Linked DNA regions of Homo sapiens: all the other regions are linked to region 2. Evidence: chromatin contacts called from ENCODE Hi-C or POLR2A ChIA-PET data. All regions are on one chromosome and are shown on one strand. Each heading gives the region's core, a stretch centred on a gene start or an enhancer-like site at or near the end of the contact. The rest is flanking DNA. Distances are from core to core; before and after follow the strand shown. Region 1 holds the start of SPC24 (SPC24 component of NDC80 kinetochore complex). Region 2 holds the start of RAB3D (RAB3D, member RAS oncogene family). Region 3 overlaps KANK2 (KN motif and ankyrin repeat domains 2). Region 4 holds the start of ACP5 (acid phosphatase 5, tartrate resistant).

What was found. A loop is a pair of places that touch in the nucleus more often than their neighbours do. ChIA-PET counts read pairs that join two places held with the same protein, here RNA polymerase II (POLR2A). Pooled maps may share reads with other maps.
Region 1: a loop to region 2 is called in a pooled map, with 6 times the contacts of the local background. The contact joins the promoter of SPC24 here to the promoter of RAB3D in region 2. A Hi-C loop is called at or near these places in 1 of 168 maps with a recorded cell type or tissue (naive thymus-derived CD4-positive, alpha-beta T cell) and 12 of 50 pooled maps. POLR2A ChIA-PET finds 5 or more read pairs at or near these places in 4 of 52 experiments (AG04449, RWPE1, activated CD4-positive, alpha-beta T cell and 1 more).
Region 3: a loop to region 2 is called in a pooled map, with 2.9 times the contacts of the local background. The contact joins the enhancer-like site here to the promoter of RAB3D in region 2. A Hi-C loop is called at or near these places in 3 of 50 pooled maps. POLR2A ChIA-PET finds 5 or more read pairs at or near these places in 5 of 52 experiments (AG04449, GM12878, SK-N-SH and 2 more).
Region 4: a loop to region 2 is called in a pooled map, with 3 times the contacts of the local background. The contact joins the promoter of ACP5 here to the promoter of RAB3D in region 2. A Hi-C loop is called at or near these places in 1 of 168 maps with a recorded cell type or tissue (CD14-positive monocyte) and 3 of 50 pooled maps. POLR2A ChIA-PET finds 5 or more read pairs at or near these places in 4 of 52 experiments (GM12878, T-cell, activated CD8-positive, alpha-beta memory T cell and 1 more).

Annotation. Positions count from the first base shown.
Region 1 is chr19:11,153,346-11,157,270 of GRCh38, reverse strand. It overlaps SPC24 (SPC24 component of NDC80 kinetochore complex), which reads left to right and starts at 1,489. Exons shown (of 5, transcript NM_182513.4): 1 at 1,489-1,654. The coding sequence starts at 1,495. RefSeq lists a silencer at 1,373-1,532.
Region 2 is chr19:11,337,994-11,341,598 of GRCh38, reverse strand. It overlaps RAB3D (RAB3D, member RAS oncogene family), which reads left to right and starts at 1,942. Exons shown (of 5, transcript NM_004283.4): 1 at 1,942-2,130. RefSeq lists a silencer at 1,900-2,159.
Region 3 is chr19:11,178,413-11,182,421 of GRCh38, reverse strand. It overlaps KANK2 (KN motif and ankyrin repeat domains 2), which reads left to right. Exons shown (of 13, transcript NM_001136191.3): 5 at 3,702-3,869; 6 at 3,975-4,009. Among named protein-coding and RNA genes, the nearest start is that of KANK2, 17 kb to the left of the region's middle. Within about 2 kb of position 1,872, at least 5 of the 41 ENCODE cell types and tissues checked have a DNase peak (open chromatin) inside an H3K27ac peak, as active enhancers do; they include GM12878, where a contact is called at or near this core.
Region 4 is chr19:11,574,834-11,578,917 of GRCh38, reverse strand. ACP5 (acid phosphatase 5, tartrate resistant) reads left to right here and starts at 1,273. Exons shown (of 5, transcript NM_001611.5): 1 at 1,273-1,325; 2 at 1,601-1,861; 3 at 2,075-2,202; 4 at 2,330-2,675; 5 at 3,666-4,084. The coding sequence starts at 1,601. The coding sequence ends at 3,908. LOC124904638 (a long non-coding RNA gene) reads right to left here and starts at 3,669. Exons shown (of 2, transcript XR_007067140.1): 1 at 3,565-3,669. RefSeq lists a silencer at 1-3 and enhancers at 954-1,093, 563-1,174, 1,175-1,787.

The DNA.
Region 1 (3,925 bases), core at 240-2,739, 180 kb after region 2:
AGGTGGTGGTTGCAGTGAGCTGAGATCGCGCCATTGCACTCCAGCCTGGGCAACAACAGCGAAACTCTGTCTCAAGAAAAAAAAAAAAGAAAAGAAAAGAAAAGAAAAAAAAATCATAGGAAAGCAATGAGATGTTCTTTAGGTGGTAGCACACATAAAAATGTTGCCACGCCAGGCGCGGTGGCTCACGCCTATAATCCCAGCACTTTGGGAGCCTGAGGCAGGCAGATCACGAGGTCAGGAGTTCAAGACCAACCTGGCCAACATAATGAAACCCCGTTTCTACTAAAAATACAAAAAATCAGCTGGGTGCGGTGGCGGGCACCTGTAATCCCAGCTACTCGGGAGGCTGATGCAGGAGAATGCCTTGAACCCAGGAAGCAGGCTGGAATGCCTTGCACTCCAGCCTGGGCAACAGAGTGAGACTCTGTCTTAAAAAAAAAGAGAGAGAAAGAAAAAAAGATGCCATCTTAACATCTTGTTTCTTGCAGAAATACCAGTGTCTAGCATGGAACCAGCACCTTAGAGTCAGCACTGATCTTTTCTTTGTTTTGTTTTGTTTTGAGACAGGCTAGTCTCAAACTCCAGGGCTCAAGCGATCCTCCTGTCTTAGCCTTCCAAAGAGCTCAGACTTACAGGCGTGAGCCACTGCACCCAGCTACATGCTAGGATTCTATGTATGTTTCATTAAACAACTATATAGCACCTACTGAATAGGAGACACTATCACGCCAGGCTGGGCTCGGTGGCTCACGCCTGTAATCCCAGCACTTTGGGAGGCGGAGGCAGGAGGATTGCTGGAGGCCAGGAGGTCGAAGTTGCAATGAGCTATGATTGTGGCACTGCACTTCAGCCTGGGTGACAGAGCAATACCTTGTCTCTAAAAAAAAAGTAATAAGAAGAATTCTCACGCCAACGCTGACACAGGCACTAGTATGACCCTCATTTTACTAAGGAGGAAAGTACCGCACAGAGAGGTGAAGTCTGTCCAGGGTAACACAGCTAGTAAGTGGCAACGCTGGGATTCGAACCCAGTAAATCTGGCTGCAGACGCCATTTTGCTATGCAGCCTCTCATAGAATCTACTTATTCTCTATGCTTATTGTGTATCCCACGCACACACTGTAGGATGTAAGTTCCAGGAGAAGCTGCTCGCTGCTTTGCCGTTAGAACCCCACCCTGCACAGAGCAAGCGCTCGACCTATGGAGAAATAAACAGCCGCTTTCTCTCCCGCGCAGGCGCATCGGGAAGGATAACGGAGCCTCCCCCTTCCTGCGCCGATTGGTCATCACCGATGACTGACGGAGGAGTGGTCGCAGGCGCACCAGGCCAGACCAAAGGCGGCTTAGCCCAGTCTAAGATCCTGTTCCCCATGCCTATTGGCCATTGCTTATGACTGACGTATCAAAAAATCCAATGGAAAGCAACCTCTTCTGGAAGAGGGCGGGCCCCGCGGACAGTCAAATTTGCGCGGGTTGGAGCCTGGCGTAGTCATGGCCGCCTTCCGCGACATAGAGGAGGTGAGCCAGGGGCTGCTCAGCCTGCTGGGCGCCAACCGCGCGGAGGCGCAGCAGCGACGGCTGCTGGGGCGCCACGAGCAGGTGGTGGAGCGGCTGCTGGAAACGCAAGACGGTGCCGAGAAGCAGCTGCGAGGTGAGGGTCGGAGCGTGGTCGCGGGCCCACGGGGGAAGGGGCCCGGGTGCTGGGAGGGGGCGACCAGGCCCACCTCAAAACCCCTTCTCTCCTGGACTCTCCCATCTCCTGCCCTATGCCCCCTGGGACGGCCCCCTCTGAGCCTTAGTTTCACCATCTGAGAAATCGGCTTTATGACAGCAACCATCCCCCACCCCCCAGGGGTTTAGTGGTAAATATAGGAGTCTGGAGGGGTTGGCCCCTTCTGAGCTCTCCGTGAGCAGGAGCTGGGGGTCTCAGGGTTTGAACTGGGGCTCAGGAGTCAAAGCTCCGGGTTTGAATCCTAGCACCCATCCCCATGTCCGCTGTGAGACTTGAGGTGAGTTTCTTAAATTCTCTGTGCCTCAGCTTCCTTCCTTGTCAAATGGTTGTGACAATAGCCCATCCCTTCTTCCTGAAGGCATTCAGATGTTTTATGGAGCATCTGCTGCTGCCAGGCCCTGGGCTCACCGCAACCTCCACCTCCCGGGTTCAAGCTATTCTCCTGCCTCAGCCTCCTGAGTAGCTGGGATTACAGGCGCTTGCCACCGCACTCGGCTAATTTTTGTATTTTTGGTAGAGACGGGGGGTCACCACGTTGGCCAGGCTGGTCTCAAACTCCTGACCTCAGGTAATCTGCCTGCCTCAGCCTCCCAAAGTACTGGGACTGCAGACGTGAGCCACTGTGTCCGGCCCATCTTCACTATCTGTAACTGCACAGTTCAGTGGCCTTAAGCACATTCACACTGCTGTGCAACCATCAGCACCATCATCCATCTCCAGAACTTTCTCATCTTTCCAAACTGAAGCTCTGTCCCCATGAAACACTCACTCCCCATCCCCTTCTCAGACCCTGGCACCCACCAGGGTTCTACTTTCTGTCTCAAATTTGACTCCTCTAGGAACCTTACGAGGAATTGTACAATATCTACCCTTCCTAGTGGAATCATACAATATCTACCCTTTTGTGTCTGGCTTATTTCATGGAGCATAATGTCCTCCAGGTTCATCCATGTCATAGCCTGTATCAGAATTTCCTTTCATTTTGTGTACTTACTGTGAGACAGAGCCTCGCTCCATTACCCTGGCTTGAATGCAGTGGTGTGATCTTGGCTCACTGCAACCTCTGCCTCCCAGACTTAAGTGATCCTCCCACCTCAGCCTCCCAAGTAGCTGAGAACACACTTATGCGCCACCATGCCCAGCTAATGTTTGTATTTTTAGTAGAGATGGGGTTTCACCATGTTGGCTAGGCTGGTCTTAAACTCCCAGCCTCAAGTGATCGCCCACCTCGGCCTCCCAAAGTGCTGGGATGACAGGGGTGAGCCACTACGCCTGGCCAGAATTTCCGTCCATTTTAAAGCTGAGTCATATTTCATGATATAGAAGGATGGACCGCATTGTGTTTATTCATTCATCCATCCATGGGCACTTGGGTTGTATCCACCTTTTGGCTGTGTTGAATAACGCTGCTATGAACACGGGTGCCCAAATATCTCTTCAAGACTGTATTTTTTTTTTCCTTGAGACGGAGTCTTGCTCTGTCACCCAGGCTGGAGTGCAGTGGCGCAATCTTGGCTCACTGCAAGCTGCGTCTCCTGGGTTCACGCCATTCTCCTGCCTCAGCCTCCCGAGTAGCTGGGACTACAGGTGCCCGCCACCACGCCCGGCTAATATTTTTATATATATTTTTTTAGTAGAGACGGGGTTTCACCGTGTTAGCCAGGATGGTCTCGATCTCCTGACCTCATGATCCACACGTCTCGGACTCCCAAAGTGCTGGGATTACAGGCATGAGCCACCGTGCCCAGCCATATTTTCTTCTTTTTTTTTTTTTTCCCAGGACAGTCTTACTCCGCTGCTCAGGCTGGAGTACAGCAGCGTGATCTCTGCTCACTGCGACCTATGCCTCCTGGGTTCAAGCAATTCTCCTGCCTCAGCCTGCCAAGTAGCTGGGATTACAGGCACGTGCCAACATGCCCAGCTAATTTTTGTATTCTTAGTAAAGATGGGGTTTCACCATGTTGGCCAGGCTGGTCTCAAACTCTTGACCTCGTGATCCGCCCGCCTCGGTCTCCCAAAGTGCTGGGAATATAGGCATGAGCCACTGCGCCCAGCCCAAGACTCTATTTTCTTTTTTTTATTTTTTTGATATGGAGTCTCGCTCTGTCACCCAGGCTGGAGTGCAGTGGCGTGATCTTGGCTCACTGCGAGCTCCGTCTCCCGGGTTCACACCATTCTGCCTCAGCCTCC
Region 2 (3,605 bases), core at 693-3,192:
CAAACCTTAGCTGTTGGGGCCGTGAAGTCTTTGGGAGTGCTTGTTACTAAGCATAACCCAGCCCTTCCTAACTAATGCACTTCATCCTCATTCATCCACGTGGCAGCTCTTGAGGCAGCTACTTTTGTTCCCACGAGGCAGTGGGGGCTCAGAGAAGTTCAGCAAATTGAGTAAGGTGGAATTGCTGGGATTCCAACACCAGCAAAACCTGGGTATTTCACAAAGGGATCCAACCCACTTTAACTTTCTTTATTTAGAGATAAAGTCTTGCCCTGTCACCTAGGCTGGAGTGCAGTGGCACAGTCATAACCTACTGAAGCCTCTCTCTCTCCCAGGCTCAAGCAATCCCCCTGCCTCAGCCTCCGGAGTAGCTAAGACTACATGTATGTGCCCCCATGGTCAGCTAATTTTTTTTTCTTTTTTCTTTTTTTCTTTTTCTTTTTTTTTTTTTTTTTTTTTTTGTGGCCAGCTAATTTTCAAAAAAATTTTTTGTAGAGTTGGGATCTCTATGTTGCCTAGGCTGGCCTTGAACTCCTGAGCTCAAGGAATCCTCCTGCCTCAGCCTCCCAAAGGGCTGGGATTACAGGCATCAGACACTGTGCCCAGCCTCATTTATTTTTTAATTTTTTTTTTTTTTTTTTTGAGACAGAGTCTCACTCCATCGTCTAGGCTGGAGTGCAGTGGCGCGATCTCGGCTCACTGCAACCTCCACCTCCTGGGTTCAAGCGATTCTCCTGCCTCAGCCTCCCAAGTAGTTGGGATTACAGGTGTGCACCACCATGCTCGGCTAATTTTTGTATATTTATTTATTTATTTGAGACAGAGTTTCGCTCTTTTTGCCCAGGCTGGAGTGCAGTGGCGTGATCTCGGCTCACTGCAACCTCCGCCTTCCGGGTTCAAGCAATTCTCCTGCCTCAGCTTCCAGAGTAACTGGGATTACAGGCATGCGTCACCACGCCTGGCTAATTTTGTATTTTTTAGTAGAGACAGGGTTTCTTCACGTTGGCCAGGCTAGTCTCGAACTCCCGACCTCAGGTGATCTGCCCACCTCGGCCTCCCAAAGTGCTGAGATTACAGGTGTGAGCCACCGTGCCCAGCCCCTAATATTTGTATTTTTTTTTTTTTTTTTTTAGTAGAGATGAGGTTTCACCATGTTGGCCAGGCTGGTCTTAAATTCCTGACCTCAAGTGATCCGCCTGCCTTGGCCTCCCAAAGTACTGGGATTACAGGCATAAGCCACCGCGCCCAGCTCTCGTTTATTTTTATTTATTTGAAACAGGGTCTTGCTCTGTTGCCCAGGCTGGAGTGCTGTGGTGCAATCAAGGCTCACTGCAGCCTCGATGTCTCCAGCAATCCTCCTGCCTCAGCCTCCCAAGTAGCTGGGGTTACAGACGCACGCCACCACACCTGGCTAATTTTTGTTATTTTTAGTAGAGATGAGGTCTCCTTACGATGCCCAAGCTGGTCTCAAACTCCTGGCCTCAAGTGATTCTCCTGCCTCGGCCTCCCAAACTGCTGTAATTACAGGCCACCGCGCCTGGCCTAGCCTACTTTAAGGCCGGCACTGCACTTGACAAACACTAACTCAGATCAGAATCCTCCCACAACTCTGTGAGGTTGGGTACTCTCGCTATGAGCTACTTGACGGATGGGGAAACTGAGGCTCAAAGAGGTTAAGTAACGCGTCCAAAGCCACAAGACTAGAAAGTGGTGGAGCTGGGACTCGAACCAGGCCCAAGACTCTATGCTTTTAACAGCCGTGCGTATAGTAGAAGCTCTTTACAAGCAGCTGGGAAAATGAGATGTTGCTTGGCTAGGACGGGCTCTAGACGCTTGGTGCAGCTTCCAGCCCCTCCCACCCGCTCTCTGAAAGCCCCGCCCAAGACTCGGCCCCTCTTCGTCCTCCCCCATCCCCCGCTCCGGGAACGGCCCTTCCTCCGCCTTCTGGGCGGAGCCCGCGCGGGATCCGGGTGGCTGCAGGCTGCTGGCTTCTGCGGCTGCGGGGTCGGGGTCGCGGCCAGGGCCAAGCCGCAGCGAGTTCACAGGCGGAACCCCTGCAGGCGGCGCCCCCTACGCGAGGTCACCCCTGGGAAGGAGCGCAGCCCACCCGGCCCCTCCGCATCCGAGCAGGTCTGTGGGGTACGGGGGTTTGGGAGGAAGGTAGGGGGTCTGGGGAACAAAGGCGGGGCTGCGGGGAACGCCTCTGCCCTCGCCCCCACCCAGCTGGGCACTTGGGAAGCGCTGATGGGGCGCGGGCGGGGCAGAGAGCCCAGCTGGGGACAGGCGTTGGGACCATATGGTGATGGGGGAAACTCCTGAGTCCACCTGCATTGGCTGGGGCGCCCCAAATCTAGTGAAGGGGAACAGAGGCGAGCCCTCCGGGGCCAGGCTTGAGGGAGGGTCGGCAGATGGTTAGAAAGAGGCGGGACCGACTGACACAGGTGAGCTAAGGCTGGGGGAGGTGGGGGCCCCAGCCTTGCGGCCCTGCCCTGCGTGGGGAAAGGTTTCCTGCCTCTTCTCTTCCCCTCCTTAAACTCGTTCTCCTGGAACACGGGGTGGGGCCGGTTGGGTCCTGGTTTAAAATGGAAAAAAGCCCCAAAGGCAGTTGAGAAATAGCTGTGCCAGGGCTGTCTCTGCCTCTGCCCCGCCTGCATCCAGGCCTTCTGCAGCCTCTCCGTGCGGTTCCCGCAGCGGCCATAGACAGCTGGGGAAACTGAGGCCTGGGAGAGGTTATGAGGGTTGAGGGAGCACCTTGGACTCGGATGAAGCAGCATGTTGGAGTGTGGGCAGATTCAAGGAGCCTAGCCGTGGGACAGATTGCCTGGAAAGACCAAGGGTGGGCGGCAGTGGTCGTGGTGGTGGGGTTGTGTTAATTAAGTGGCTGGGATCGTTTCCTTGGGTATAAGGACTCTCACTCCTGCCTCCGTGGACTGGGGCTGGAGTGAGTCAGCCTTGGGCAGAAGGAGACAGGCCTGGCCCCTTTGACAAATAGAAAATAGCAGTACCCATTTAGGGGGTAGAACTGGACTCTAAACCTGGGCCCTGTACATAGAAAACCCCTTCCCCTTGGAACTCAGAGAAGGGGTTGTATTTGGCATGAGTTGGTGGGCGGCAGGCGCCCCAGTGGCTGACACCTGCCAAAGTCAACACCCAAGCCTTAATCAGGGGCTCTATCCAGCTTATCCAGCTGGCAGGTCCTCCCCCCACCCCACCCCAGCTTACACCTGGGCCACACCGGCTGCACACGCTGGGGCGAAGTCCACACCTGTGCCTTCTCCAGAATCTAGTTCTGCAGGGGCCAGAGCCCCTTACCCTCGGCCTTGCACTTGAACCCTTTGCTAGGCCTCTGGGTTTCCAGATAGGAAAGGTCTCCCCACCCTCCACCCCAATACAGACTCAGTTACGCCACAGGGTGTGAAGATTAAACAGCAGTCACATTTTTTGTGCCCCAGCTCTATACCAGGCACTGTCTAATGACCGTTACGTGTGTTAATACCTTCCCACTGGAAGGAACGTGACCACCCGAGGATGGACTTTTTCTTGTCCTATTCACAGCTGCATTTCCACAGAGAACAGGGCCCGGCAGAGAGTAAGCATTTGTTGAA
Region 3 (4,009 bases), core at 623-3,122, 160 kb after region 2:
AGTATAGTCCCAAGTAGTTAGAACTATAGGCGCACTCCACCACACCTGGCTAACTTTTTAATTTTTTGCAGAGATAGAGTCTTGCTATGTTGCCCAGGCTGGTCTTGAACTCCTGGCCTCAAGCGATCCTCCTGCCTCAGCCTCTCAAATTTTTTCGCCATTTACAATATTGTGGTAACATAGATAGAACATAAAATTTGGCATCTGGCCGGGCGTGTTGGCTTAAGCCTGTAATCCCAGCACTTTGGGAGGCTGAGGCGGGTGGATCACTGGAGATTGGGAGTTCAAGACCAGCCTGGCCAACATGGCAAAACCCCATCTCTACTAAAAATATAAATTAGCCAGGCATGGTGGCACACACCTGTAATCCCAGCTACTCAGGAGGCTGAGGCAGGAGAATCGCTTGAACCCAGGAGGCAGAGGTTGCAGTGAGCCAAGATCGCATCACTGCACTCCAACCTGGATGACAAAGCAAGACTCCGTCTCAAAAAAAAAAAAAAAAAAATTAACCATCTTATCCATGTTTGAGTATGTAATTCAGTGGCATTAAGTACATTTGCATCATTTTTTTGTTTGTTTGTTTTTTCTTGTATTTGTTGGGGATAGGATCTCCCTATGTTGCCCAAGCTGGTCTCACACTCCTGGGCTCAAGTGATCCTCCCCCTTCAGCCTCCCAAAGTCCTGGGATTATAGGTGTGAGCCACTATGTCCAGCCCATTCACACTGTTGCGCAACTGTCACCATCATCCATCTTTAGAACTTTCTCATCTTTCCAAACTGAAACTGTCCCCATTAAACACACTTCCCATTCTCCTTCCCCCAGCCCCTGGCACCCACCATTCTATTTTCTGTCTGTTTAAATCTGATAATTCTAGGGCTGGGCGCAGTGGTTCCCACCTGTAACCCCAGCACTTTCGGAGGCGGAGGCAGATGGATCACTTGAGGTCAGGAGTTCAAGATCACCCTGGCCAACATGGTGAAACCTTGTCTCTAGTAAAAATACAAAAATTAGCCGGGCATGGTGGTTGGCTCCTGTAATCCCAACTATTCAGGAGGCTGAGGCAGGAGAATCACTTGAACCTGGGAGGCAGAGGTTGCAGTGAGCCGAGATCACGCCACTGCCCTCCAGCCTGGACGATGGAGAAAGACTGTATCAAATAATAATAATAATAATAATAATAATAAATCTTGACAACTCTAGGGAACTCCTGTGAATCAAATCATGCAATGTTTTTGTCCCTTTTGCATCTGGCTTCTTTCACTTAGCATAATATTGCTCCACCTCATTTTTTGGCTCTCCCAGAATTTTTTTTTTTTTTTTTTTTTTTTTTTTGGAGACAAGAGTCTCGCTCTATCCCCCAGGCTGGAGTGCAGTGGCATGATCTCGGCTCACTGCAACCTCCGCCTTCCGGGTTCAAGCGATTGTCCTGCCTCAGCCTCCCAAATAGATGGGATCACAAATGTCTACCACCATGCCTGGCTAATTGTTATATTTTTAGTAGAGACGGGGTTTTGCCATGTTGGCCAGGCTGGTCTCTTAATTCCTGACTTCAAGTGACCCACCCACCTCAGCCTCCCAAGGTGCTGGGATTACAAGCGTGAGCTACTGCGCCCGGCCTCTCCAGGATTTCAAGTTAGGCGCCCTGCATTTTGGGCAGAGATTGAGATTGTGAATCTGTCTCCTGGCCATGCAGTATGTTTGTTTGTTTCACGTGAATTTATTGCCAAGTTTAAAAAGAAAAATCATAGAGGGACATAGCAACTGGCGTTTGCTCTCGCTCAGTTCCCCACTCATGAGTTCAAGCCTTGGCTCTGGCATGGTTTTTATGTTTTCTGTGGTATGAGCTGGCCACACCCTGGTCTGGGGATGCTGTTGGCCATGCCGATGACCGAGTGTCTCATGCAGCCGGCCCTGTCTATGTTACTCTTTGCCTATGTCCAGCATTTGGTCACCGTTCTGTACTAAAGTTGAATATTGCCTGTGGGCCTCAGGAAGTCACTGTATATGGCAAAAAAAAAAAATTTAAGGCTGGGCATAGTGGCTCATGCCTATAATCCCAGCTATGCGAGAGGCTGAGGTGGGAGGATCCCTTGCGCTCTGGAGTTCTAGAGCAGCCTGGACAATATAACAAGACCCTGTCACAAAGAAAAAAACCCCAACAACCTTTTTAGCCATTAAAGGGAATTCAAATTAATTGGTCTTCAGAGTTGGCGCCCCGGGGGACAGGAAGGGGAACCCCCGAGGAAATGCTGACACAGAAACCATGCATGGGCTGGGCGGTGCTGCTCCGGAGGTAATCCCAGCACTTTGGAAGGCGGATCACTTGAGCTCAGGAGTTCAAGACCAGCCTGGGCAATATAGTGAAACCCCATCTCTACAAACATTACAGAAAATTAGCTGGGCACAGTGGCATGCGCCTTTACTGCCTGCCGCTCAGGGGGCTGAGGCAGGAGAATCACTTGAATCCGGGAGGCACAGGTTACAGTGAGCCAAGATCGCATCTCTGCACTCAAGCTTCAGTGAAGGGAGTGAAACCCTGTCTTACAAAGCAGCCATATGTGGCCCAGGGGGACCTGAGTGGATTCCAAGACATTGGTGGCTACACAAAAAGGAAACTGGACTTTTATTCCACGCTGTTGGCTGGCAGTCCAGGACCTCAGCATCCAGGAAGTCACCTTTGTCCTCAGACCAACCTGGGTGGGTGTTTTTTGTTGTCTTTTGTTTTCTTTTGTTTCGTTTCGTTTTTTTAGTCAGGATGTGTTTTTTTTTTTTATTTTTTATTTTCAGGACAGTCTCTCTCTGTTACCCAGGCTGGAGTGCAGTGGTGTGATCTCTGCTCACTGCAACCTCTGCCTCCCGGGTTCAAGCAATTCTCCTGCCTCAGCCTCCTGAGTAGCTGGGATTACAGGCATCCCCCCACCACGCCCAGCTAATTTTTGTATATTTAGTAGAGATGGGGTTTCACCATGTTGGCCAGGCTGGTCTTGAACTCCTGACCTCGTGATCTGCCCGCCTCAGCCTCCTAAAGTACTGGGATTACAGGCATGAGCCACTGTGCCTGGCCACCAAGACGTGTTTTTATCTCTGATTTTTTTTTTTTTTTGAGAGGCAGGGTCTTGCTCTGTTGCCCAGGCTGGAGTGCATTGGCGTGATCTCTGCTCACTGCAACCTCCGCCTCCCGGGTTCAAGCAATTCTCCTGCCTCAGCATCCTGAGTGGCTGGAACGACAGGTGTGCACCACCACGCCCGGCTAATTTTTCTATTTTTAGTGGAGACGGGATTTCACCATGTTAGCCAGGCTGGTCTCGAACTTCTGATCTCAGGGGATTCGCCCGCCTCAGCCTCCCAAAGTGCTGGGATTACAGGCATGAGTCACCGTGCCCGGCCAAACCTTATTTTTAGCGATCACTCAGGCTCGAGCCAGGAATATGGGGCCACAGGGTTGTCCCTGTCCCTGACTAGCTGCTGGGCAGGCACCAAACTGGATTCTGCCACCTGCTCAAGGGGTTACCTTGGCAGCTCTGTGCCTCAGTTTCCTCATCTGTAATAATCCGATTTCCCTCCAAGGGGCAGGAAGACTGGATGTGGTAACACAAAAATCAGCCCTGTTACAGCTCCTGGCCCAGGGTGTATGACCCGCAGGGCTGTGGTGGTTTGGCTTTTATGACCAAGAGCAGACACTCATTTCCTGTCCCTCCAGGCCTCCCAGAAGTTCCTGCCGAATCGTCTTCGTCACCCCCGGGGTCCGAGGTAGCCTCCCTTACACAGCCTGAGAAGAGCACAGGCCGAGTGCCCACCCAGGAGCCCACCCACAGGGAGCCCACCAGGCAAGCAGCCTCCCAAGAGTCCGAGGAGGCCGGGGGCACCGGTAAGTGGTGGGTGGCCGCCAAGAGGGACGGGGCACCGGGATGGCGCCAGTTCGGAGTCTGGCCCTGAAGGACTCTCACAGCACCTCCGCTGTCCTCCCCTCCAGGCGGGCCCCCGGCAGGCGTGCGATCTATCATGAAA
Region 4 (4,084 bases), core at 24-2,523, 240 kb before region 2:
GGGGCCGCCAGGAGTGCGATCGCCTGCGGATCTGCAGCTGGGCACCGGCCGCAACGCCCGCCCCGCGACGGCAGGTGAGATGCGGGCGGCCCCGTGGGAGGGGTCTCTGCCTGTCCTCGTCACCCACTTCCTTCCCGTTTGTTGCTGCTGCAGGGCTGGGAATGGGGGGGACCAAGCACTTCGCAGGGTGACCCGGGGAGATCTGTGAGCCAGTGGCCTCAGCGTTGAATGAGAGCTCTCTCCCGGGTCCGCGCTCGCAGGGACTGAAGGGACTCCTGAATGTCCGCGGGACGTGTCGCGGCGGCGCCCAGCACGGAGGAGGCAGGCAGGGAGGTGAGGAGCAGGTCAGACCGGCCGCAGGTGCAGGGCCTCCTGCCCTCCCAGGCTGCGGTCCCGTGGAGGGCCTGCAGACAGCTGCTGAGACTATGAGGGTCAGAGGTCTGTGGTCACGCGCGCTATCACCAGCTAGCTGCCTCCTGCCTGGTTCCTCCTGCAGGAATGGGAGTCTGGGGGGAGGGGAGGGTGTGGGCAGGACTTCCTGGAAAAGGGAAGCCCGTTGGTGTTTATGTGTGGGATGGAGAGAGGGCAGGGGGAGGACGGGGACACACGCGGAGTCCCCCACCCAGATGTTGTCAAACACAGCTCCCACACCAGACACGCAACCCATCCTAGAGATGCAACCCAGGCACACACACATGGACACACACAAAACTCCATCCATAGGGATTCCCACCCAGTGCCACGTGAGAACACAGGCGTGCATCGCAGACAAGCCACACAGGCCTCGCAGGCTCAGCATACATGTCTGCAGCAACACCATCAGGTACAGAGCCGAGGCCCAGGTAGGCATGCTCAGCTGCACGCAGGAAGCAAGACACACCCAGACACACACAGGTAAGCCCTTACTCAGAGAAAGAAGGTGCAGGAGATGTGTCTTGGGTAATCACAGCCACAGCCTCTCAAGTGTGCACACACACACACACTCACACTGAGATACACAGACACACAGAGATACCTGGACGTGTCAAGCCTACAGCACAAACAGGCCCCTGCAGGTCCACCCGGAGGCTGTGTGGGCCGAGGCTGCTGCACACGTGTGCCCAGATCCTCCCACCCCCACCCCAATCCCGTGTCCTGCTCCAGGGAAGTCCAGGGCTCACATGACCCAAGGGGAGGGCTCCCGGGACAGCCCTCGGAGAAACTGCATCATCCTCACTAATGATCCACTTCCTCCTCAGGGAATAAAGGCTCAGGGACCGGCAGTTCTACTCTAGAGCCCACCAGCCTCTCAGAGCCTCCGGTGACTGGCCTGTGTCTCCCCCTGGGTGAGTGCTGGGCAGGCTAGGTGGAAGGAGGGTGAAATGGGCCTGCAGGGCCATCTTGGTACAGCTCGCCCTCTCACAGACCGCGCCCCCCTTCCCTAAGCCAGCTTGTGCAGCCTTGTGCAGCTTGTGTGTCCTGAGAATTAGGGCACCAAGGGGTTCCCGCAGGGGCAGCCTGCAGCAAGCAGTCTCCCTCTATCTCAGGGCAGGCGGGGGTCTCAAGGCCTCCCTGCCCTTGTCACAGCCCGGGCCACCTATGCTTGTCTCTCTTCTCCCAGATGGACATGTGGACGGCGCTGCTCATCCTGCAAGCCTTGTTGCTACCCTCCCTGGCTGATGGTGCCACCCCTGCCCTGCGCTTTGTAGCCGTGGGTGACTGGGGAGGGGTCCCCAATGCCCCATTCCACACGGCCCGGGAAATGGCCAATGCCAAGGAGATCGCTCGGACTGTGCAGATCCTGGGTGCAGACTTCATCCTGTCTCTAGGGGACAATTTTTACTTCACTGGTGTGCAAGACATCAATGACAAGAGGTTCCAGGTCTGTGCCCAACAGAGTGGGGCAGGAGGTGGGGGCGGGCAGTGGGGAGAAGCCGCCTTACCTAGTGACCTTCCTTTGGTGAGGGCAGAGGGAAGGTGATGGGGCACCTTTGGGCGCCGGGAGCATTCAGTGTCTCCCTTATCCTGACTTGGTGGGAGGATCGGCATAGCCACTGACCCCAGGGAAGAGGCCTGCCCTATCTGTTTGCTACAGGAGACCTTTGAGGACGTATTCTCTGACCGCTCCCTTCGCAAAGTGCCCTGGTACGTGCTAGCCGGAAACCATGACCACCTTGGCAATGTCTCTGCCCAGATTGCATACTCTAAGATCTCCAAGCGCTGGTGAGCCACCCTCAGCCCTGCCTTCCGAGATCCTCACATAGCAGGGACACAGGGGCCCTGTGGCTTGAGCTGACCCTGGGACTTCTGCGCCCAAGATGTGCACCCACGACCTCTATCCCCTCCACAGGAACTTCCCCAGCCCTTTCTACCGCCTGCACTTCAAGATCCCACAGACCAATGTGTCTGTGGCCATTTTTATGCTGGACACAGTGACACTATGTGGCAACTCAGATGACTTCCTCAGCCAGCAGCCTGAGAGGCCCCGAGACGTGAAGCTGGCCCGCACACAGCTGTCCTGGCTCAAGAAACAGCTGGCGGCGGCCAGGGAGGACTACGTGCTGGTGGCTGGCCACTACCCCGTGTGGTCCATAGCCGAGCACGGGCCTACCCACTGCCTGGTCAAGCAGCTACGGCCACTGCTGGCCACATACGGGGTCACTGCCTACCTGTGCGGCCACGATCACAATCTGCAGGTGAGGGCCCTGTGGGTGGGGTGGGAGCTGGGTGAGGGGGGTCCCCATCCCAGCTGATGTCCACATGGCTGGGGTCCTCCTGCTGTTTGAGGGTCTCCTGTGGCCTTCAGAATGTCTAGACTGTCCCTCAAATCTTGCTGTCTAACCAGGAAAACACTCCAAAGCCAGAATAATATCTTCGAATTGCCAATTTCTTTCTTTCTTTCTTTTTTAAGCTCTTTTTTTTTTTTTTTTTTGGAGACAAGGTTTCATTGTTTTTCACCCAGGCTGGAGTGCAGTGGTGCAATCGGGGCTTACTGCAGCTTCAATCTCCCGGGCTCAGGTGAACCTCCCACTTCAGCCTCCAGAGTAGCTGACACTACAGGCATGGGCCACCACATGCAGCTAATTTTTGCTTTTTTTTTTTTTTTTGAGAGGGAGTGCAGTGGCACGATCTCAACTCACTGCAACCTCCGCCTCCTGGGTTCAAGCAATTCTCCTGTCTCAGCCTCCCAAGTAGCTGGGATTACAAGCATGGGCCACCAAACCTTGCTAATTTTTATATTTTAGTAGAGACGGGGTTTCACCATGTTGGCCAGGCTGATCTCGAACTTCTGACCTCAAGTGATCTGCCCGCCTCGGCCTCCCAAAGTGCTGGGATTATAGGCATGAGCCACTGCACCTGGCCCTTGCGCATTTTTTTTGTAGAGGCAAGGTCTCACTATGTTGCCCAGGCTGGTCTCAAATTCCTGGGCTCAAGCAATCCACCCCCTCAGCCTCCCAAAGTGCTGGGATTACAGGCATGAGCCACCACACCTGGCCACCAATTTCTTACTAAGTGCTCTACCTATGAAATAGGATTAATACACTCCTAAAAGTCAGGAAATTGAAGCCAGGAGGGGTTACATACCTCAAGGTGACTCTGTGGTTAGGGCCAGATCGAGCCCTGGACCTTAGGCAGGGCTCTGCTCAAAGCTGGGTCTCCACTGACCCCTTGTCCTCCATCCTCAGTACCTGCAAGATGAGAATGGCGTGGGCTACGTGCTGAGTGGGGCTGGGAATTTCATGGACCCCTCAAAGCGGCACCAGCGCAAGGTCCCCAACGGCTATCTGCGCTTCCACTATGGGACTGAAGACTCACTGGGTGGCTTTGCCTATGTGGAGATCAGCTCCAAAGAGATGACTGTCACTTACATCGAGGCCTCGGGCAAGTCCCTCTTTAAGACCAGGCTGCCGAGGCGAGCCAGGCCCTGAACTCCCATGACTGCCCAGCTCTGAGGCCCGATCTCCACTGTTGGGTGGGTGGGCCCTGCCGGGACCCTGCTCACAGGCAGGCTTTTCCTCCAACCTGTGGCGCTGCAGCAGGGCAGGAAGGGGAAACACAGCTGATGAACTGTGGTGCCACATGACCCTTGTGGCACAGATGCCCA